Regions from separate parts of the Mus musculus genome. Here all the other regions are linked to region 2. The links are chromatin loops, found by intact Hi-C in ENCODE. Cell type or tissue: gastrocnemius. All regions are shown on one strand. Links, peaks and the distances in the headings refer to the core of each region. The heading gives the core; the rest is flanking DNA.

The links. Hi-C counts contacts between places; a loop is a spot of excess contacts. Peaks named below come from ENCODE experiments on the same cell type or tissue, not always from the same donor. Only the 100,000 strongest peaks of a DNase experiment are listed, where the experiment ranks them.
Region 1: a loop joins it to region 2, with 3 times the contacts of the local background. A loop is called at or near these places in 6 of 42 quality-filtered maps.
Region 3: it touches region 2 in a loop (5-fold over the local background); 10 of 42 quality-filtered maps call a loop at or near these places.

The regions. Positions count from the first base shown.
Region 1 is chr3:65,987,170-65,995,061 of GRCm38, forward strand. It overlaps the pseudogene Gm19024. Among named protein-coding and RNA genes, the nearest start is that of Ccnl1, 33 kb to the left of the region's middle. In gastrocnemius, for the core only: a CTCF peak has its summit at 4,024 (motif pointing left); DNase peaks (open chromatin) are centred at 4,089 and 5,397; H3K4me3 peaks cover 560 bases; H3K27ac peaks cover 212 bases.
Region 2 is chr3:65,859,362-65,867,253 of GRCm38, forward strand. No RefSeq gene overlaps it. Among named protein-coding and RNA genes, the nearest start is that of Gm35039, 65 kb to the right of the region's middle. In gastrocnemius, for the core only: a CTCF peak has its summit at 4,152 (motif pointing left); DNase peaks (open chromatin) are centred at 2,453, 4,131, 4,773 and 5,765; H3K4me3 peaks cover 658 bases; H3K27ac peaks cover 2,725 bases.
Region 3 is chr3:65,313,540-65,321,431 of GRCm38, forward strand. Kcnab1 (potassium voltage-gated channel, shaker-related subfamily, beta member 1) reads left to right here. Exons shown (of 14, transcript NM_010597.5): 8 at 5,880-5,966. Among named protein-coding and RNA genes, the nearest start is that of A330015K06Rik, 15 kb to the left of the region's middle. In gastrocnemius, for the core only: CTCF peaks have their summits at 3,377, 4,543 (motif pointing right) and 5,903; DNase peaks (open chromatin) are centred at 4,518 and 5,906.

The sequences.
Region 1 (7,892 bases), core at 1,792-6,791, 130 kb after region 2:
TTCTGGGAAATATTGATGACCCCAGCAGCCCTCCCATCCATGCTTTGATGGCAGGCACGATAGTAGTCTGTCTTATAAACTATAAAATGACCCAAGGGAGGACAGTTGCTCAACATACATGGGCTTGCTTGGGAAGCTGCCAGAGGTACCAGCTTTTAGGAATGCAGAGCTATCTTCTAGTATCTCACCAGAATGATACTGAACTCTTCCTTTAGCTCAAACAAACTTGCAAGCAGTGTGAGTTGTAAGTTTACCTAGTGTGTGGGCATTGCTAGTCTTGACATCAAGATAATCACCTGAGCAGTGAAACCAGCTGCCTCCATTGGTGAGTCACGAATACTGATACGGAGACAGGAGGGAAGGTGGGGACAATATGGAGACGTGGGAAGGAGCCTTCTTCTCAGAGGCTTCTCACAAGCTGAGAATCAAGAATCCCGACAGAATTAACAACGCTTGCTACAGCCTTTCTCCTTTCCCAGCTGGAAGTGGTCAACGTTCTTGGAACCTCATCAGATTATTTATAGTACATATTCTTTTACTTTATGAAACCCCAGTGACTCCTGATTTTCTGTTATCAAATTATAATAATCCTATCTAAGTCACTACCAGAGCTACCCTATAATATCATTTATCTGAAAGACAAAACAAGGAAAATCAAGTTTCCTAGCAACCCTTTGAAAGCTACCACTATGTATGAGAGGCTAAGATACTTAACTGTGACCGTCCTTGCTAACCAGACCCATACTTGGGTATATACCTTAGTCTTCCCCCAAGCTTCTCTCCTTTTAATACCTAGGAGGCAGGGATGGGCAGATCTGTAAATTGGAGCCAACCTTTTGTGCATATTGAGTTTTAGGCCAGCAAGGGCTATATCCTGAGAACCTGTTTTTAAAAATGGACTGGAAAAGTTCCTCAATTGTAAAGTCACCTACTGGCAAGTATGCTGACCTGAATTTGATATCTGGGACCCACATGTTGGAAGGAGAGAGCTGTAGGTGCAAACCATGGTTAGTATGTTCACCCATATGAACAAAGCACATAAATGAAGATGTTATAAAGAATTTAAAGGTCTTTAATAAACTACAAATCTTTCTTGAGAACCCCACAAGCGTGCTTTTGGGTATGTTTTATTTTTTCCTGCAATGACTTCTCTCTCTCTCTCTCCTCTCTTTCTCTCTTTCTTTCTTTCTTTCTTTCTTTCTTTCTTTCTTTCTTTCTTTCTTTCTTTCTTTCTTTCTTTCCCTCTTTCTTTTGGAAGGGTTTCCCTGTGCAGCCCTGACTGCCCTGGAACTCACTCTGTAGACCAGGCTGGCCTCGAACTCAGAGATCTGCCTTCCACTGGATCTCAAGTGCTGGGATTAGAAGTTTGTACACCACTTCCCAGTAGGCTTTTTTTTTTTTTTTTTTAAATGAAGCCCAGCTCTGCTTCTTACTGGCTTATCCTGAAATTACTTTTTCTTCTGAAACCAAGGATCTGGTTTTACTTGAACTGAGGTTCGTAAAAGATTAAGGGAATTCCTCAGGCTTCTGTGGGTGATAGTGTGGGCCTGTGTCCGCTCCCTGCTGCTAGCAATGCTAGTAACATTGCATGGTGAACATCTTTTAGAGACACTTTCTTGACACTGAAGCATATTTGTTCTCAAGACCTTCACCCAAAGCTTTACAGTGCATTTCAACAGACTTCACTTGTGACATTAATTGGAACAAAGGTAACCACCGTGCTGTTTGGAAATACTGATCACCACGTGGTCTACTGGGACTATATGGATACCAGTAATTTTTAAATAACTGTATTTGTAAATACAGATTCAAAGGCTTTAACAGCTAGGCAAGTTGTTGGTAGAATGTAATCCAAGGCTTTTTGCAGTGGGCATCCACTGGCACTGCCATCTTTATGGGTGAATTTCCAGCTCTGGAGACAAGGCATATTGACATTTAGCTTCATCACGTTGTCACTGTTCCAACTAGAAACTGGCACAAAAACTATCGTGTCAAAGTCTTATCGAGCTTCCTTGTCAGGCTCTGACTTCATGAACGATTTCCTCATGTCCTGTGGATGAAAGGTGACTCTGAGGAATTCATGTTGTTTACGTTGGTACTTAATTGTTTCATACCCAGTGCATAAGCCAAAATGGTGTTGACACAGGTCTACACATTCTTAGAGATTCCAGTTTCAAATCTACCTATGCCAGCAGGCAGGAAAACACAGTCAGCATGAGATCACCTGTTATAAAATGGTTGGGATGAGGTTTCTGTGTGCTGGGGCTTCAGTGCTAGCCACACATCTGCTGATCTCAGATTTCTATAGCTGTCCATCAGATGTCTAGTAATGGTGAACGTCTTCATATCAGTGTCCCCAGTAATGGTGAAACTGATGAGAGCCCTTTTCACTTCCAGCTTTGACTTAGTGGGAGTTTTCATAGAAGTTATGTTTCAGCAGTAAACTCATTATTTGGAGTAGAAAGTTGCTGCCAGGGTCTGGAGAGATGGCTCAGCAGTTAAGAGCACTGGCTGCTCTTCCAGAGGTCCTGAGTTCAATTCCCAGCAACCACATGGTGGCTCACAACCATCTGTAATGCAGTCCTTTGCCCTCTTCTGGAATGTATGAAGACAGATCACTCATATGCATATAAATAAATAAATAAATAAATATTTTTAAAAAAGAAAGCTTCTGGCAATGTTTTTTAGATTTTATTTATTTTACATGTATGTGTACACTGTAGCTGTCTTCAGACACGCCAGAAGAGCGCATCGGTCCCATTACAGGTGGTTGTGAGCAGCCATGTGGTTGCCAGGAATTAAACTCAGGACCTCTAGAAGAGCAGTCAGTGCTCTTAACCATTAAGCCATTTCTCTAGCCCCAGTTGTTGGCAATTATAAATATACTAGCTACAACATGTTTATAATTTCTAAGAAATTTAATGTTGCCACAATATTTAAAAAATATAGTCCCCATTTAATTTTTTTCCACCGGCCTCCAAAAGTATAGTATTAAAAGATTTAGACTCAAGAGTCTATCAAGGGTCAAATATGATCTTGTTTCTCAAAGATGCCTAGTTTAGCTGGGCATGGTGGTGTAGACCTTTGTTTAACCCTAGCACTCAGGAGGCAAAGGCAGGAGGATCTTTGTGAGTAGAGACCAACCTGATCTACTTAGTGAATTCCAGGATATATATATCTACTATGTAGATATATATTACTATGTAGAAAGACCCTATCTCAAATGAAAATCAAAACAAAAGAAAAACAAACAAACAAACAAACAAACAAAAACACAAAATTTAAAAAACTAATGAATCTATCACTAACACACATCTATAATTTCTAAGAGGATCATAATATCCATTGTAAGGTTGTAGCAACAAGCAGAATTTGCAGCTGCCTTTTGTTCCGTTCCGTTCCTCCCTGGCAATCCCTCTGTCAACAGCCTCCTTTCATCCTTATAGAACTGTGAGTACTGTGCCTCACTGAGTAGCTCCACTAGTCTCCTCCACTCTTTCCCTCCCTCCTAGATTAGAGACCTGTGCTCTGGAAGCCAGGTCTTCCATAATGAGTTACTTCCTAATTTCTGCATAAAACATCCTGCCGTAGCTTCTTGCAAAAGCCCCAGTGTTTCTGTATGTGGCTGTACCGAGGCTGTACAGGGCACAGTATTCATTTATAACTTTTCCTTTCCTTTTAGGTTGGGGTAGGGCAGAAATTAAAGCTTGTGTTCAACTCTTTATCTTGTTATTAATCAGTTTTTGTTTGTTTGTGTGTGAGTGTTTTTGAGATGGGGTTTCTCTGTGTAGCCTTAGCTATCCTAGAACTCACTCTATAGATCAGGCTGGCCTTGAACTCAGAGATCCTCCTGCCTCTGCCTCCCAAGTCCTGGGATTAAAGACATGTACCACCACCGTCTGGCTCAGTATTTTTCTTTAGAGGCACCATAAGTGTATTAAATAAGTCTTATTTTTTCATGTAAATAAATGCTCCGCTGGTTAAGACAACTTAGTATGTAACATACTCGCACCATCTAGTGGCCAATATGAATTTAGCATCACTGGCTTTGAATCAGACAGAAGTCTAAACTTGGAAGAACTAGAAAACATTGTTATCTATGTTTGTGGTGTCTCTGTGAACAATCTTCCCAAGTAGAAGAGTATCATGAGACATAAGTGTGGTGTCACCAGCCTGTTAAACCAGCACTAGGAGATGGAGGCAGGAGAATGCCAAGCAAGTTCCAGGTCAACATGGGCTATATAGTGAGACTGTTTCTAAATCCCAACCCCCAACCAAATCCAATCTCATTGGGTAGCCCAGGCCTTTATTCCCAGCACTTGTGATGCAGCAGAGGCAGGGGGAATCTCTAAGTTGGAAGCCAGCCTGGTTTACAGAGTGAGTTCTAGGACAAACAGGGCTACACAGAGAAACCCCATCTCTCTCTCTCTCTCTCTCTCTCTCTCTCTCTCCCTCCCTCCCTCTCTCTCTCTCTTAAAGAATCATCTCTACTCTGTGACATCTACACTTTCATTTATTTTAGCATCTATTTAATTTTATCTTTTGTTTTGAGGCAAAGTCTTTATGTGCATGTAGTTCAGGTTAGCCTGAAATTTGCCACCCATGTGCCTCTTGCATGTTGGGATGACAAGCCCATGACACTGTGGCTAGCTTCATTTAACTCAGTGGCTATCTGAAAAATATTCCTGTGAGACAGAAGATTATCTTATTATTCTTTTGTGTGGGGAAAGGCAAGCCTCTTCTTCCTTCACAACTGCCTTGTCACTGAAGGAGGATTGTAGTGTGTTCCTGCTTCCTTTGAACTGTGTTGTTTCAGTAGTCCAGAGCCGACCTTTCCTAGGAATGAACCAAAGGGAAATTGGCAGATATGATTAAATTGCTGGACCCAATAAAATGAGAGCGGCTCAAACGTAGCCACAGCTGAGACAAGTCGTTAGGGAATAGCACTGCTGGGTTATTAAGACTCCACGTGACCCAAGTCTCAGTCATTCAGCTTAATTTATTATTTAATTAATTTAATAATAAAAATTTATTTTTATTTTGTTTTATGTGTATAAGTACTTTGCCTACACGTATGTCGGTGCATCATGTGCGTGCCTGGGGCCCGAAGAAGCCAGAGGAGGGTATCAAATGCCCTTGGACAAAAAGTTACAAGTGGCTGCCAGCCACAATGTGGATGCTAAGATTCAAACCTCCATTCTCGAGATAAGTGCTCTGAACTGCTGAGCTATCTCTCCAGCCCCAGCCATTTAGTAAGAAAGCAAAGAAAAACAAAACAAAACCCCAAAAGAATCTAAAGATTTCAGACAGACATTTAAAACGCTTTTCTCTTCACAGGACTCCAAACAGATTTTGTTGGTAGCTGTAGAACCTGCTGTGAATATTTCTGTCTCAGCCCAGCCAACTCCCTGAGAGTCCCCACAGTGTCGAAATATCATGCCGTGTGTGAATCACGAGGGCTTGGGCCAAGTGTAAACCGATTAAGGTTTTAAATAGACAAAATTCGAGCTATGACCTGCTACATAACTTAAGTGTTATCTAGTAAGTAGCCATTAGTCCTCAGAATGATTTTGGTGTCTTCTTTTTCTTTTGTTTAAAGGTTAATTTGCCAACTGTCTTTGAGTCATGAATAAGATGGTTGTCCCCACTCTTGAGTAAAGTGGAATTGAAATATTTTTCACCACAGAAAGCCCTTAACAGCTTGAGATGTGCATAATCCCAGCTTTTGTTCGGGGAGCATCTGCTCATATAACCGACTAACAGAACATCTTGTAGCACCAGTAGATATTTTGCTATAGGGTATGTGTCTAGTAAATTAACGTAAATAGTCCATGAACACAATTCTGCACATTGGTGAACACAGCTTTAAAGAGCAAGCTGCAGTCTCAAGAGCTTGAAGTGCATGAGAAACATGCCAGTTAGCTGCACACTGTGGACAGCAGGTTAGTGTGACAGCAACCGTGATGGAGTGAGAGCAGAAGCCAACACACACAATACCAGGCCACTCTGACTCATCCCATCTTTTCAACAATATAATGACAGAGGAGAGAGATGCTGCTCTGATTACATTTTTTTTTCCTCTGTGTAGCCCTGGCTGTCCTAGAAATCGCTCTGTAGGCCAGGCTGGCCTAGAACTCACAGAGATCTGCCTGACTCTGCCTCTCAAGTATTGGGATTTAAGGTGTGTGCCACCACTGCCCAGTGATACTGTTCAACTTTGAGGCATGAAGCAGTTAAATTGCATGCTCACCAAAGAGATACTGACCACATTGTTGGGATTAGGCTGTGTCTGCTCCAAATTACTCCATATTGTGTAAAATTGTTTTTTTTTTGTTTTATGTTTATTTGTTTGTTTAGTTTTGTTTTTGGACTTGCCTTGCTTTGAGAGACTCCATTCTACAAGGAGTGCTTGAGCCCATTTTTGAGGGAGAAGGATGACTGCAGCCTCAGAAACACGTGTAAACCATGCCATCTATGTGGCTCCACCCAGGCAACACAGACCAACGAGTGACTTATTCCTGGGAGTAGAAAGAATGCCACACTACGGGGTTGGAGAGATGGCTCAGTGGTTAAGAACATTCACTGCTCTTGGAGCACACTGATTCAGATATCAGCTCCCACATCAGGTAGATAACTGGCTACAGCTGTAGTTCCAGGGTATCTTATGCCCTCTTGTGGCCTCCTGGGATACCTGTGTGTGTGTGTGTGTGTGTGTGTGTGTGTGTGTGTACAAACAAAGTAGGTCTTAAATAAAGAGTGCTTTAATATAAATTTTTTATGGTGAGCTGAGACACATGGGAGCATTGAAATCCTGTCAGGAAACAGGCCCAAGGACTTGCCAGGCTCACCCTCAAAGAGAGGAAGGGTATAACTTCCTCATCTAGATCCCATGAAAAGGTAGACACTTCACACTGTGATGACAACAGCCCATCCTGTCATCTGACTCCCAAGTGTCTACAGTATGTAGCAAGGATGATAGGGAGAGGACTCCTGGCTGTCTCAGGGCCCCAGTGCCACTCAGTCCCCTCCCCCTTTAAAGACACGGTCTCTATGTGTCTCCTGGGTGTCACAGAACTTGCTATGCTGACCAGGCTGCTCTCTAACTCTCAGAGATCCACCTGTCTCTGTCTCCCAAGTGCTGGGGTTAAAGGTGTGTGTCACCATGCCTGGCCTTCAGTCCCTCCTCTTGACACAGTTTACTCAATTGTCATCCACCTGTGCCCTTGTTTACCTGTCTGGGCCTGGCCACCTCTCGACCCATTCCTGAATCTGGACCCAGTCTTCTCTGTGTCCCCCTCAGTTGTGCAGCTGCAGTCCAGACGCTGTGACCACAGTGGCTTCTCCAGCCTGGTTTGTCACCAATAAGGAAGCTTTTGAATTCATATCAGTTTTTCAGATTTGGTTTCTAAGACAGGACTCCTTGAAGCTTGCCTTCTAACCCTCTATAACCATTCTGTAGGTCCCTTACCCTCAATATATTTACTATCCAGTATGTATACATATACATATCCATACTATCCAGTATGTATACATTGATACTATACAGTATGTATACACACATACATATATACATGCTATATAGTATGTATACATATATGCTATACAGTATGTATAAGTACATACTGTATGTATTATGTATGTATGTATGTATGTATGTATGTATGCATGATGTGTAGCATGCCATCTGAGAGTTAATATTCATAATTATGATTGAACTAAAAGAACAAGCATTTGCCTTGCCAGGATTATCACACAAAGTAGCAGTGTCTGGTGAACTGCTGCGAGTGGATGTGACCACCGTGGCTTGTGAACTTATTGTTACTAAATAAACTATGACAGAGTAATAGGGCTGGTAAGAGGGCTCGGTGAGTAGAGCACCGGGCATGAAAGCC
Region 2 (7,892 bases), core at 1,997-6,996:
TTACTGTTCCCAAATGTTTACGAATCCTCGGGGAAGAAGAGAGTAAACAATCTAGTTCCTAGGTCAAGATAGTGGAGGAATGAAGCCCCAAATACTGTTTTCAACACAGGAGTTGCCCAGCTGTTTCCTCTGCCCGGGGTTCATCCTGTTCCTGGTAGAGTTTTCAGCCAGCCACAGGGTTCCTGAAGCAAGATGGATCCAAGCCCAAGGCTGAAGGATCCATCCCAGGAGCAGCAACTTTAAAAAAAAAAAATGGCCCCAGGTAGAAAATTAAAGCAGAACACTAAACTACTATATAATTTAAGTCCATTTAGAGAGACTTCCTCCCTCAAACTGGCTAAGACAGAGCATCACACTGGTTATATTAAAAACCAAACCAAACCAAGAGTCAGTGAGATGGCTCAGTGGGAAAGGGTGCTTGCCGCCAAGCCTGAAGTCCGGAGTTCAATCCTACCCAATGGTGGAAAGAGACAAGTGACTCCTTCAAGTTGTCATCTGACCTCCACGCACAAATGAGTAAATGTCTAGAAAGAAAATCTCCTAGAGAAGAAGAAAGCCCTCTGGTTCTGAGGGTACCATCCCCTCCCCAACCCCCACTCCCTGGCTGCGGCTTCGAACTGCATGCCCAGAGACCATCAGTCTGTCCCCACTTGGACTCTAGGGACATTTATTTGGCAATGACTAGAGCAGGTCTCAGCTGCCACAGATGAGGGTGGCTACTGGAATTTTGAAGCTAGAGATAAGGACTGTTATAAACCTACCTTAGGCAGCACGGATTGCCATTGTCAAAGAGCTGAAGTTTAAGAAGCCTTGCCTAGAGCGTGTCTTAGCCTCTCACCAGCCCAGCTGTCGCTGACTAAACAGAAATAAGCAGAACAGAGCAAGAACAACCTGAAAACCTGCACGGAGTCCTCAGCCATCAACACTTAATGTAGTAGCCAGGAATGATAGCAGTACTTGTCTGTGATCCCAGCACTGGAAAATCAGAAGCAGGAAAACCAGGGGTCTGACACAATGCTGGACTTACATGCAAAGTTTGAGGCCAGCCTGAAGTCAATAACAATAGTAATAGTAATAATAATAATAATAATAATAATAATTCAGTCCTAGTGACTCCCTTTGACAAGTCTGAAGTCCACCGGGTATCTAGCCTCTCTGTGTCACTTCCAGTGACAAAAAGCATTAAGTGGAATCCCAGTCCCCTGAAAGTCGCCCATCTCAGATGGGCAGCCATGACTGGGCAGAGGTAGAAAGGTGATGTAGACACTAAATAAGAAGTAAAGGCTCAAGCCCTGTGCACGCCAGGAGCTGAGCATGATGAGGGACAATGGGGGGGTGGGGGGGAGTCAGGTTATCCCAGGGGACTAGGTGGCATTAAAGGAATATAAGAGAAAGGCTGGGCGAGCGTCCATACGCACCTCCATTATCCTCTTACTCTCACTAAAATATTCAACCCGTGCTTCCAGGCACAGGAAGATAAAGACAGCATATTCCCACTCTCTGAGTGCTAGCAGCCAAGCCAGGATGATGCAATTCAAACACAAAGAAGCAGAATACAAAAACACCTTTTGGAGAGAGAGGTACAGCAGGTGCCCGTCACAATGTTTAGAAAAAGAAGGAAAGCTCCCATGTGGTGGAACCACATGGAGATTGGACCTTAGTCAGCTGATGGCCCTGCTGGGACCGACCTGAGCTTGCCCAGGAGCCCAGGGCAGGGTCACAACAGGGGTCAGCCATCCTACTGACAAGAATTTCCATGGATGGGTAAGGAGCAGGCGTCAGGCAGGGAGTTCTGGCTCAAAGCATCCTTCCTGGCTGGTCTTTGGCTACTCAACAAAACTCTCTGAGCTGTGCTTTCTTGTTCATTTCTCTTTCCAAGCAACAAAAGTCTGATCAATCATCATTCAGAACTTCACACTGCAGGAAGGAAGCCTCGAGGACATCAATGACAAGACGATCAGTATCCATTCGGTTCCAGGAGAACCAGCAACCCTCCCTTACTCACAAGCTTCATCCAGCAACAGCAGCTACCTAGGTGAAAAGCCACTGGCTTTGAAGATGTGCTAGGAATTCCAGTGGCCGAGCTGCTTTCCAGGGCTGCTAACAAGCATTGGGACTGACTGCCCCGTGAGCTCTCTCCTCTGACAATGAAGCAACAGAAAGGTCAGCGGCCGGACACAGAAAGAGGAGAAGGGTCCTGAATAAACACAGACAGTTTAATCAACCATGAAGAAACCCAAGAGTTGACTGAAAGTGCTTTGTCAGGGCAGAAGGGAGGGCCTCTGCCCTCGGAGAAAGGCGAGGAAGGTTGGAGGTCACCTCACTGACCACAGAGGCTGCCTTGGTGCAAATGTTAGTGGGAAGACTCACAAAAACCAGAAGGGCTTAGAGAGAGAGAAAGGGAGGGGGGAGAGAGGGAGCAAGAGAGAGGGAGGGGAAGGGGAAGCCAGCATTTGGGCGTTTTCCAGAGGACTGGGCAAACAAATGTTCCCTGGAAAGAAGACAAAAATATCTTAGTTCAATAGGAAGGGAAGACACATCTACCGTGAGGACTGGAGAATCCGTTAGCCCCTCAGGTTTTCATCCTTCAGGCCTGTCATCTCTGATCCCGGATTCCTTGGGGTATTTGAAAAATTGCTTTATTTGAATTACATCAGTGTCTTTTACATTTAAAACCATCAAGGTCAAACTATGTTGATATGTGGAAGGGAATTTAGATGAAGGGGGGGGGGGGGTGAGTCCTCTCTCTGGCCCTGTAATTACTTTCTTTGTAAGCCTGAATACCCAATCAGATGAATGTCTTCTCCACGCATCTTGTCACCTTTAAACAAAGGAATCTGGAAGCCACAGCAACATCTGTGTCCAAATATAGCCAAGCCTGTTTATTTTATTTTAATTGAAAATCAAATGACTTTAGATGAACAAATCATTTAGAAACAGCACATTTTTAGGTAATTCTTAAGATCATTTTGCCAACCAAGAAAGCAGCTTGATGTCAGGCTGTCTTCATAGGATCTTCTGAGCTGTGATGCTATCAGCGTGAAATCAGGGAGAGCATTCAAAAAAAAAAAAAAATCAGGGATGGCTTGAAGTGATTTGCACAAGAATTCTCGTTCCACAGGAAACCCACGTTCTAGACACAGGCTGACCCTTCCCTTGTAAGTAAGCTCACTCACGTCATTTGCTTACTTTTTTCTCAGCACAATTAAAGATGCAATTCATTAAAAGTCACAAAACGTTGTTTTGACAGACATTTCTATTAATGCTAGCAAACACGGAGCCAGTTCTAAGCCAACGCCGCCCTCACCTCTGCAAGTGGGAGAGTGGCTTTCAGACCCTCAGAGTTCCCATGAGTGACTCACACCTGCAGTGATCTTCCAGTCTGGGGTCTGGCCTGACAAATGCTTATTCCTTTAGGCTCACTGTGGTTTCTTTTAGAGGCAAGCCTGTGTGCTCAACAGTTTATGAAAGGGTAATAGGAACAGGAAGATAGTCGTGTTGTTTTTTCCTCGACCCTTGAGGATTAAGAATAAAAATTAAGCCAATTAAGGGGCCCCGATTGCCCTGAATGTCTTAGGAGGAAATGACTTTTTAAGGCATGTGGGAGTTATTAAAAAAAATATATCCCTTGGAATATTTCCTTCTGTGTGTTGATACACAGAGGCCTGTGGAATGGGCTCTCAGAAGGAAACAGTGACTTGGATAGAAACCACGTTGCTGTTGTAAATAGAAAGAGGTCAAGAGAGAGGTCGTATGCAGTTTTCCAGTTATCTTCTCATTGTGAGAAGTCACTGAATTCAGATACATCATGAATACTCTGGATAATGAAGGATCCCCCCAAACCATGTGTGGTAAGAAAAACATCAGGGATCTTTCTTTTTTTTTCTTCCTTCCCCCCCTCCTCCCCTTTTATTCTATTTATTGACATTCACCTTGAACCGTACAGTTTGGTTGTCATACTTTTCGGTGTCTGATGTCACAGGCAAACCATGCAGTATCAATGAGACTGTGACAGGCCGGAAGAGAGAGGCTTAGCCTCGCCTTTTGCATAGCACAAACAGCCTAGTGTGTTGGTGTGAGGCTGATTGCCTTGTGAGGGACCGGCCTCCTGCCTGGGATGTTCTCCGTCCTCTGTCTGCCCCCTAGTGGAAAGGTGAGGAATATGTGGGAGTTCGCTGAGGGTGTCTGAACGGAATCTGAAGTAAGGCTTCTTGAGACCTTCCTTCTACAGCCCCGTTTTCAAGCATGGCCTCTTCTTCACTCGGAGGAGAAGAACGCCAGCTCATTGAGTATTCTGCAGCCTCCCTAGAATGAATACCTCCATTTTGGTGTGCTTTTTCTAAGGCCTTCAGTCTGCCTGTGACAACCCTAATCCCCACGTCACGACACTTTCGCATGTGCAATCAGCGCCAGACACTTTTCCCAGGACGTGAAAATTATTCTTAGAGTCCCACAAACTAAAGAGTCCCACAGCACAGTGCTGTGCTGTTGAGCATGCTGCCACCACAAAAGCCCTGCGTTTCCCAGAATGTGTCTCTGGGATTTGTCATTTATTCACGAGAAACCTGCTGGTTGCCAGACACTTGGTTCTGGAGACACACAAACACTTGGCCAAGGCTCCTTCCTAGGGAAGCCTGTGGCCCAGAGAAGGAACAGTCTATCCTTGATTGCCACAGGATTCGGTCTGTGTTCCTACATACCCACGCTGCGCTGCAGTAGCAAAACCCATGGGGGCAGAGCCAGGGGATTGGTTCCAAATTCTAGTCACAACAAAGCTAAGCCAGCGAGTGCTTTGTTCAAATGACTCAGGTAGATAAATGAGGCCAGCACAGGCCGTCCTGACACCACACACCTCTAGAATGCCCTGGCTGTGCTCGGAGCCTCTGATGTCACCCGGTATTTTCATCCCTCCCCAAGTCAGAGTGTTCTGTGTCAGCTATGCGGATGTTGCTAAGGGGCTGGCCAGTTTCGCGGTGCGCTCCCTTAGCCGACCTGCATGCTCTCCCTGCTCTGGTGGCAGTCGGCTCGTGCCAGCCCTCCGCACTGCTTCGCTCATTTCAAGCCTCACTTTGGTTTTTGTTTTCTTCTTGAATCCCATTTTCTGCATTGCTGATTCCCAGATATGAAAGACCTAGAAAGGACGGATGAGCATTTCAATGACCCCAAAGCACTCTGTGTCGGGTATACAGACTCATACTTAAGGGTAATGGTGTTATTATTGGTATCGGAAATGCTGGAAGAAGAAAAACAAGATTGATATTCGAGGCTTCTGGCTCATGACAAGAATTAATGCAGAGAGGGTGGAGTCAGTGCTAGCTTGATAGTGAGACATCCAATGCAGGAGGATGCCTGCACAGAGCCCGGACAAGATGGCCTGTTTCCTGGGCCTGAGGTGTTGTGTTCCTCTCTCACTGATGCCCAAATTGGGTGAATGGTCATCTTCGCTAGTCCTCTCAGGCCTCCTTGAGAAACGGAATTGGGAATGGAGGCCAATTAGCCACCACCATACTTTTAGATGTAAGATATTTTAACAGATAAGAAAAGAGTATTTGCCATTACAAAACTTCTGAGAGAGATGGCAATCTAGGAGAAGTGGGACATAAAGGGAGGGGGGAGGCCAGCTGATTATTGTCCCATCAGAGGCCACCTGAAAAATCTTCCACACTTGGAGGAAATTAAATCCCCCTCTGCTGGGTGCCATGCCATACCAACAGGGGCAGGAACAGCAATGGCAGTCACCCAGGGCTCTGCAGATGGCAGTAATGTGAAAGCCGGGTGCCCTGAGAAAGGGGTCCCGGATAGCATGCTCCCACTCAGTCCTTTCTACCCTTCAGGGAGTACTGCAGTCTCCATGTGTGGAGGCCTGGTGAGCTTGGTCAGGAGGTGGAGGTCAAAAGCAGAGATGATGACTCTGGAGTTGGCCTGGAAGCCTTGGTTTGCCCTAAGGCTCTTGTGGCCTCAGCTAATGGGAGTTTTTTTCCTAACTGTAAATGTGGTTCCTTCTTCACATCTTGAACTTAACCTCTGCTTACAGACCTCCCACTGCTGCTTTAGTGCGGTGTTCTTCTAGTTACCCCATGTCTTAGTTACTTTCCCATTGCCCGGGTAAAATGCCATGACTGAGGCCACTTATTAATGAAAGCATTTTTATTTGAGGCTTACAGTTACAGCGGGTTAGAGTCCATGAGTGTCAAGGTAGGGAGCATGGCAGGCAGGCAGGCAAGCAGTCAGGCAGGCAGGCAGGCAGGCAGGCAGGCAGGCAGGCAGGCAGGCAGGCAGGCAAGCAGTCAGGCAGTCAGGCAGTCAGGCAGGCAGGCGGGCAGGCAGGCAGGCAGGCAGGCAGGCAAGCAGTCAGGCAGTCAGGCAGTCAGGCAGGCAGGCGGGCAGGCAGTCAGGCAGTCAGGCAGTCAGGCAGTCAGGCAGTCAGGCAGTCAGGCAGGCAGGCAGCAGGCAGCAGGCAGGCAGGCAGGCAAGCAGTCAGGCAGACAGGCAGGCAGGCAGGCAGGCAGGCAGGCAGGCAGGCAGGCAGGCTGTGGAGCAGGAGCTGAGAGCTCACATTCTGATCCATAGGTAGGTAGCAGGCAGAAAAAGAGATAGGCTTAGGATGGCCCTGGGTTTTTTTGAAACCTCAAAGCTGTCCCTAGTGACACACCTCTTCTGTCAAGGGTGCATCTCCCAATTCTTCCCCAAACAAGTCTACCAACTGGGCACGATATATTCAAAGATATGAGTCCATGAGGCCGTTCCCATTGAAACTACCACAGCCTTCCAGGTCCCAGTTATACTTTCAATTGGTATGATAGAAGAGGAAGAGAAGAGGAAGAGAAAGAGAAGAGGAAGAGAAGAGGAGGAAGAGGAAGAGAAGAGGAGGAAGAGGAAGAGGAGGAGGAAGAAGAGGAAGGAGAGGAGGAGGAGCATGAAGAGGAGCATGAGGAGGAGGAAGAAGAAGAGGAGAAGGAGGAGAAGAAGGCAGTGACAATAAAATAAGTAACTCCAGGAAAAAAAGATTTAGTTGATTTCACTTCCAAATCACCACACATCCTTCACAAGGGAAGTCAGGACAGGAAATCAAGGCAGGAACGTGGAGGCAGGAACGTGGAGGCAGGAAAGTGGAGGCAGGAGTGGAGCAGAAGCTTTGCAGAAGTGCTGCTAACTGGCTTGCTCTCCCTGGCTTTCTTAGCTTTCTTATAAACCCCAGGACCACCTGCTTAGAGATGGTACTGCCACGGTGAGCTGGCCCTCCCACATCAATCATCAGTCAAGAAAATGCCCTACCGACTTGCCTACAGATGAAGGCATTTCCTAAACTGATGTTTCTCTTCCCAAAAATCTAACCAGGACAATTCCATTAAACTTTCACTGACTCTGCATTTTTACTGCTCCTCTATGTGTCATCAACATCACATGAAATTCATTACTTCAGCATCTATCGATGAAGTGCCCGCTTTTTACCAGGCCATACTATGTACAGAACACAGAGTCATCAAAGACCCCCATGGCTCTTGCCTTCCTCGGACTTACAAAATAGAAAAAACAATCTTGGTCAAATAGGCACACAAATTAACATAACATCCCAACGTGTGAATGAATGTGTGTGTGGTGTGTGGAGGAGGGTGGACTGATTTAATAGGGGAAGCCGGGAAAGTCTTTGAGGAGTGAGTAAGATGAAATCTGGAAAAGCAATAGGATTAACGAGGTCCCGAAAACCATGTTTATCCTCTGGAGTGGCAGGACCTGTGTCCTCAAGGCCATGAAAGACAAAAGTGTAACCAGAGGTAGACAGCAAAGACGGTACTGGGATGTACCAGGCTGTACACAGGACACGGTGAGACAGGCAGTAAGATGCAATGTGTGTTTCAGAAAGACTGCCCTGCCTGCTCTGTGGAGAAAGG
Region 3 (7,892 bases), core at 1,792-6,791, 550 kb before region 2:
CCTCTCTCTCTATCTCTCTGTCTCTCTGTCTCTGTCTCTCTCTCTGTCTCTCTCTCTCTCTCTCTCTCTCTCTCTCTCGCCTACCCTCTTGACTCCCCTCCCCATGCCCTGAATAAACTCTATTCTATACTATACCATCATGTGGCTGGTCCCTCAGGGGGAAGGGATGCTTCCCCCATACCTGACTACACCTCCACCAAACATATCCCCTCGCTCTTTACCTTTCTATAAACACATCACTAGTAACCAAACTTAGAGAGGACCCTCTGCTCCTACTACTGAGCATCTCTCTGGCCCCCAGCATAACATTTTTAAACTCTGCATGTAAGTGAGACCACTTGGCATTTGTTTTCTTATATGTTTTATTTTACTTAGAATAATGTTTTGCCACATGGTGGGACTCATGGCTCTAGCTGCATATGTGGCAGAGGAATGGTCTGCATATGGTCCTGTGAAGGCTTGATGCCCCAGTATAAGAATACTAGGACAGGAAGCAGGAGTGGGTGGGTTGGGGAGCAGGGGAAGGGGAGAAGGGGATAGGGGATTTTCAGAGGGGAAACTAGGAAAGGGGAAAACATTTGAAATGTAAATAAAGAAAATAGTAAAAATTAAAATTAAAAAAGAATAATGTTTTGCTTTCCGTATATTATGTTGTCATAAATGATAGGATATAATGTTCTAGTGGCTGAATATAATATGCATGACCTTATAAGATAGATAGATAGATAGATAGATAGATAGATAGATAGATAGATAGTCAGATAGATAGATAGATAATCACATTTTTTTTCATTTATTTGAGGCAATATATATTTCAGCCTATTTACCATTACATAATTGAATCATGACAAAGATGATTACAGTGGTGGTAGATAATGATTTGCTATTGAGTCTCTTCAATGTTCTTGATATCAGTCCTTAGTCAGATGTATATTGGACAAATACTTTTCTTCATTATGTATATCTGTATTGCAGAATTCCATCCAGTTATATTTAAAATAGTTATTGATGGGAAAGGACTCACCCATCATGATGGGTGTTATATTGTTTTTTATGATGTTACTTGTTTTCTATATTGTTTTAGCTCCTCATTTCTTCCTCTCTCAGTGTTTTTGGTTGTGAGTTTTTCTAGTAGTGTTGTCTGGTTCTTTTTTTTTTTTTTTTTTTTTTTTTTGGTTGTTTCGTTTGTCTGTTTGTTTCGGGACAGGGTTTCTCTTGTGTAGTCCTGGCTGTCCTTGAACTCACTCTGTAGACCAGGCTGGCCTCAAACTCAGAAATCTGCCTGCCTCTGCCTCCCAAGTGCTAGGATTAAAGGCGTGCGCCACCACGCCCAGCGATTCTTTATTTTTTGTTATGGTGTAACCGTAGGTTTTCTCTTTGTACTTAATATTAAATATACAAAAAGATTATTTAGTACAAGTTATTTTGAAAATATGGCAACTTAATTTTGATCATAAATATTAAAAATAAAGAAAACCTCAATACATGCACTGTATTCTGTCATATATTTTAATTTCTAATGTTTCATTTCATCTTTTTCTATTGCCTATTTCTTAAAATAGCAGTGTAGTCATTTTCAAATTTTTTGATTTTTAATCCTCATACTAAAGATATTTGGAGTGCCATAGTTAAAGTATTAGAAGACACCACATCTGTCTGAAAACTCACTGCCCGCTTCCAGTGTTTTGTTTACTCAACAATGTCTTGTGCTCGCAAGAATTCCCCTTAGGATTTATTCTAGACTGAGTCTAAGTGGCAAGAATTCCCTTCGCTTCTATTTAGAAATATCCTTTTGTCTCCTCCTCTGAAAGCTTGCTTTGCTGAGTACACCAGCCATTATTATTAATTATTAGTTATTACTATTACTATTATCATGTATTCACTTTACAACCCAATATCAGCCCTTCCTATCCTTCCACTTCCTCCTCTTACACATCCTCCCTCCATTCCTTCTTCTCTTGCTATTTTCACAATTCTCTTCTTTTAACTTTTGAGACCTGATTATAACATGTCAACTTGGGGTAGATTTGGTTAAATCACATCTGTTACCTTTGACTTTCCTCCATCTGGGTATTTGGTTCTCTCTCTAGGTTTGGAAAGCTTTTTGTTACTATCTTTTTTAGGAAATACATTAATATCGTCATACATTTTTATGTATATACAAACCTATGTGTGAATCATGCTTATTCCTATAAAACCAGTTTTTAATATACTTTATTTATTAAATGTGTTCTTTGATAACGCATTTTATACGAATGCATTGCATAATACATTCGGGTTACTCTCTCTTCCTCCTCTCCCATCTTCCTCTTCCTCTGTCTAACTCCCTTCTAGCTGCAAGTCGCTTTCTCAAATTCTGGTCCTTTTGTTTTGTTTTGTTTTGTTTTGTTTTGTGACACCCTGAGTTTCACTAAGGCAGTCATGGGATAATGTGTGAGTCACACATGGGTATACAATGAAATATAATGGCTGAGCCTCTCCCAGAGTCCACTAGTAGCCAATAGTTCAGTAGGGAGGGGTAGGGCCCACGAGCCCCTCCCTTATCCATGTTTAACTGATGTCAAGGCGAGTGTTATACAAGACAGCCTCAGCTGCTGGGAAATCACAGTTGCATTGATCGTGGCATACCCAGAAATTAGCCTTTCACAGCCTTTCCGGCTCTTGTATACTTTCTGACCCTTCTGTCTATAACGATCCTGGAGCATCAGAGAGGAGGTAGAGATGTCCTGTTCAGGCCTGAGCACTAGACTGTCACTTTTTCTCAGCATGTTATTATATTTTTATAAGTTTTATCTCTTAAAATTTATGCATATGTATTTGTGTCTGTGTGAGTAGATGCCACATGTGCAGGGAAGAAGAGTCAAGGTCAGAAAGGAGCTAGAGTTACAGGCTATAGATGCCACCCAACTCTGCTAGGAATTGAACTGGGGTCCCTGGTAGAGAAGAAAAGACTTATTAGCTGCCGAAGCCATCTTTCCATCCCCTTGTTACTTTTAGTAAATGTTTAACTCTAGGATTCCGAAACCCTCACTGAAACCCCAAACCTGAGTATCTCTTCTTTTCATGATGTTCTGAGACCCTGCGAGCTTTCCTCATTCCTTTTCACTTTCTTCCTCCTGGATATATTCAAATATCTTGACTTCAAGTTCACTGCCCCTGCTGTTAGGTGGATTCTCTGTGGATGCTGTCAGTTCCCTCTTCATCTGCTCTGCATTTCAGCTCCAGGAGTTGTTACAGGTTCTAAAAATGATTTTACTTTCTGTAGCAAGGTTTCCTGGTGATTACTCAATTGTTTCTCCAGAGATTTTATTTTGTTGTTGTTATGGTTGTTGTCTGCTTTTATTTCTCATTTTCAAGACAGGGTTTGTCTGTGTAGCCCTGGCTGTCCTGGAGCTCCCTCTGTAGACCAGGCTGGCCTTGAACTTAGATATTTGTCTGCTTCTACATCTCAAGTGCTGGAAAAAGGGTGTGCTCCCACCACCACCACCCAGATTCTCTTGTGCTTTTAAGGATCATGTTTCAGTAGGTTATTTCTAATGTATTATCCACCCCTGGACCAGTTCTGGCATACATATACATATACATGTACATATACATATTTTTTGAGATTATAATTATGTCACTTCCTCCTACCCTTTCCTCCCTTCAAACCCTCCTATACATCTTTCCTTGCTTTCTTCCAAATGCATGGCTTCTATTTTTCATTATTTGTTGTCACAAATATATACATACACACATACATACATACATGCACACATACACACAGAGACACATGCATGCATACATATACACATGGACACACACATATATACATGGATATACACAGACATACAGACACACACAAACATACACATATATACATATACACACATATATATGTATATACATATACACACACAGAGACACACATACACAGACATAGATACACAAACACATACACAGACATACAGACACAGACACACACGCACACATACACATACATGCATACATACACACACATACACAAACACACAGACACATGCACATACACATATATATAGTCTTACATTCATAAATACAACCTACATAATGTTACTTTTATGTACATTTTCAGGGCTGTCCATTTGGTATTAGATAACCAATTGGTGTGTTCTTTCTTGAGAAAGACTATTTCTCCAACTCTTGCTTGACCATTACACAAAACAGGATCTCATTAACTCAGACAAGCTTCTAAGTTGCAATCCTCCTGCCTCAACATACTTAGTGCTGGAAGTACAGCCATGTGTCACCATGCTCAGCTTCTCTGTATCTTCTTGAAGTTCACGACTTTCCATCAAATAACTGTTTTGAATTCTTGTCCAAGAGGCCAACATATCCACCACCTCATCATCGGCTTTTGACATCTCAGCTCCCTGGAAGCTCTCGATGCTTGTTAGTATCTGACAGCATCCATGCACTGAAGCATTCGGCGTGTATTCCAGCTGTCACTACTTGGCTTTAATGGTGCCTGGCCTGGGAATTCTAAGAAGGTCGTTCTGGAGCCTGTATTTATTGCCCACGGTTGCAACACTAGAGGGCGCTAGTCCCAGTAAATTCAAAACTAGTGCTGCTATTCTGCTATCCCTAGCTTAGGTTTGTTGCAATTGGTACCGCTGTATGTGGTAGATTAGGGGACTGCCTAGATAAGGTGATCCAATCTCAGGACCGAACACCTCATCTACAATCACTAGCCTGCAGTCAGGAACAACAGGGTTCTAAGCAGCCCTGAGCCTTACCACAAGGGATGCAGCTCAAAAGGCCAGGTTTGGGTGCCTCTCTGGAGCCCTTAGGTTCCTGAGTCCAGTGTAACTATGTTTCCATGGCCTGTCTGGTGATGTCGTCCCTTTGGCTGGACACCACTGCAGCCAGGTACAGGCAATGCAAACTGGAATTTTATGTGACATCCAGGCTTTTCTGCATGGGTGTTGTTCATGGGAAGAATCTACAGCCCCAGCACTGAGTTTCAAGTAAAAGTTCTATACCTCTTTCCATCATACGTTACTTGCAAATAAAATGTCTTTGAACTTGCTGCCTGAGATTGAAGGTGAATAGTGGAGGTAATCCCTTGGCTAACAAGATTGGTGTTAAGTAGTGTCATACCTGATGCTACAACCTTTAGAACTGGTATACTGGCTGAGTTAGCAATTGTGTAAGTGAGAACCCGGGTCCAGCTCACCAATGTCAGAGATGCTTGCCTAGCTCTGGGGTGGATCCAGAGACTCTCTGTGAAGATTAGCCTGGGAGCAAGGGCAGGGTGGAGGAGTCTACTCAGTACTGAATTTCACCCTAGTGAGAGGTTGGTTCAAGTCTCCCTCCCCTCCCAAAAAGTGTCTCTCTCTAGGCCATTTGCTCTCAACCTTTGATCCAAGTGACCCTTTTACAGGGGTCGCCTAAGGCCATCGGAAAACACAGATATTTAGGTTACAATTTATAACAGTGAAAAAATAATCTTATGGTTGTGGGTCACCATAGCATAAAGAACTGTATTAGGAGCACTGGGAATGGTGAGAGCCTCTGTGGTTCTCTAGGCTGTTTGATTCTTGGATTTGGAGGGTTTCCCTCCGGCTTGCTCAAACATCATTTTCCATTATTATACTAAAACCCAGACACTATCATCTTTCTTCTGGTTTAACTCTTGTGAAGGTTAGTCATATGGAAATAACTCCAACTGATGTTTCTGAAGGTAAGCAATTGCTGCTATCGTCTTGCTGTGCCCTGTTCAAGAGGACTCTTGTAATTAACTCAGTGTTTGTTTTTAAGTAAATTCTTGAAAGAAATCAAACTCAAGCACTTTCTAAGTGTGGTCCTATTTGGACTTCTTGGGCCTTTGGTTATATTCTGTTTTCTGCTTCTGCTGCTAGGACTGAAAGGCTCCCTCCAGAGGCTGCAACTGGAATACGTGGATGTGGTCTTTGCAAATCGCCCAGACAGCAACACTCCCATGGAAGGTGAGTAAAAGAATCTAATAAGAAAAAGAGGCTACAGAATTGCTGGACCTAGCCTGAAGACTGTTTCTACTACAGTAAGTAATGAAGTATGTTCAGATTGTTAAGCTAGAATTTAAAAAAATAAAACCTTTCCAATGTCCTTTAGCTTCTGTATTGACCCCAAAAGCCAAGAGACTACTACGTAGGTTTATTTTCCTCCCCGCCCCACTCCTCCTCCTCTTCCTCCTTCTAACTTCCTTCTTTACCTTTATTTTCAGTTTCCTTTCTTGGTTGCAAAATACTCATTTCTTCCAGATTCACTTCACTTTTATGATTTCATCAACTGAAACGATTACGTTACTCAGATAATCCAACCACTGTTTCTGAGGCTCCTCTACAGAGCTTCCTTTTCTATAATGATGCTAAGTCTGATTAGTTTGCAATCCTGCCTGATAAATGCTGAGACATGCTGTGAGTGAGCAGGCATTGGACAGGCAGACCTACTTAATAAGGCTCTTCTTTGCAGTTTGGGTTTGGTTCTCTGCAAGCTGTGCTCCTGTCCCCCCTGTCAGAAAACCACAGCTTGTCCCCTGTGAAAGCCTTTAGAATACTCAAAAAGCCACATTTTCAATTGTATCCATTTGTCAATCTTACCTGGGATGACTGAGAAATAAGATTTGTTCTGTGAAGATTTGTTCTTACTGTTAGATTATGGAAATTAAGGAGAATATGAATGATTCAAGTTCATAGGAATTTTCTAAGTTGCATTTTGTAGATCGTCATTCATTTCAAACATATGTTATGGAGACTATTTGTATTGCCATTTATCTTTCCCAAATACAGAGAAACTATGTGTATATACATATATTTATATACACATTATTATCTGTGTTTACATATCATATATATGTGTGTGTGTATCTGTCAAAACAAAGGCTGTTTGATATGCAGATCATAAATAGTATTAGAGATACTTATTTCAATAATAGCATGCTGTCACACAATTCACAAAGATACATTCAAACAGAGCACTAAAGCCATTTAGTCAGCAAAACTACCAAATAAAATATTGGATTTTAAAAGGCTAATTGTTTCTCCATTTTAAGTACCTGGTGGCTCTTTTCCTCTTTGGAATGGTGTCTGTTACAGTTACACCATGTACATATAGACAACAGCTGAGTTTGTCCTCCTACCTATCCTGCATCCTACTTTACCTTTAATTTTAGGGATATATTGTAGCCCCTCAATCAGGAAATATAAGCTGCAGTATAGCTATAAAAAGAAAACCATATTATAAGGGCCTCTCAAGTGAAAAGGATACAGTATGTGGGTAAAAGAAGGAAATTCTCCAGCCATGTGATGCTAACAGGTTAAGTGTCTCTTGTATAAATACCAATGGTATGTTGAAATTTAGTTAAGAAATTTCCAAGTATTTTTTTTTTAAAGAACAGACTGCTATTCCCTGATAGAGTCTGTAATGTAGCATTATCTAACCTCTCCTGAAATTGGAGAAAATTACGTTTTTCCCTAAGATTTTCAAATAAAGTTCTACAAGGTAAAGTGGGAAGCTATATCATACTTAGTCATTGTACGAAGAGTGTTAAACAATGGGTATTTCCCACCTACTGAGTAAGTCACAAAGCATAGGCCTCTGTAGCTCCCTTAGCAGAGATTACCACCTTGTACTGGAATGCAGTCCCTCCACCTCTCCCTGCTGCCAGCCAGACACCACCCCCAGCAGACTACCAACCCTGAAGTTTCCTCTGCCTTGGGTCTAGTGAACAGGCGCTCCAGGCTGTTCTCAGGAAGACTCACCCCAAATGGTTTCCGTGTAGCTTATTCTAGCTTTCTGATAAAGTTATATTCCATAATTGCCTATAATTTATAATCACTTATTTATAGATCAAATAGAAATACCAGAGTCCGATTCTGGTTATGGACGCACAG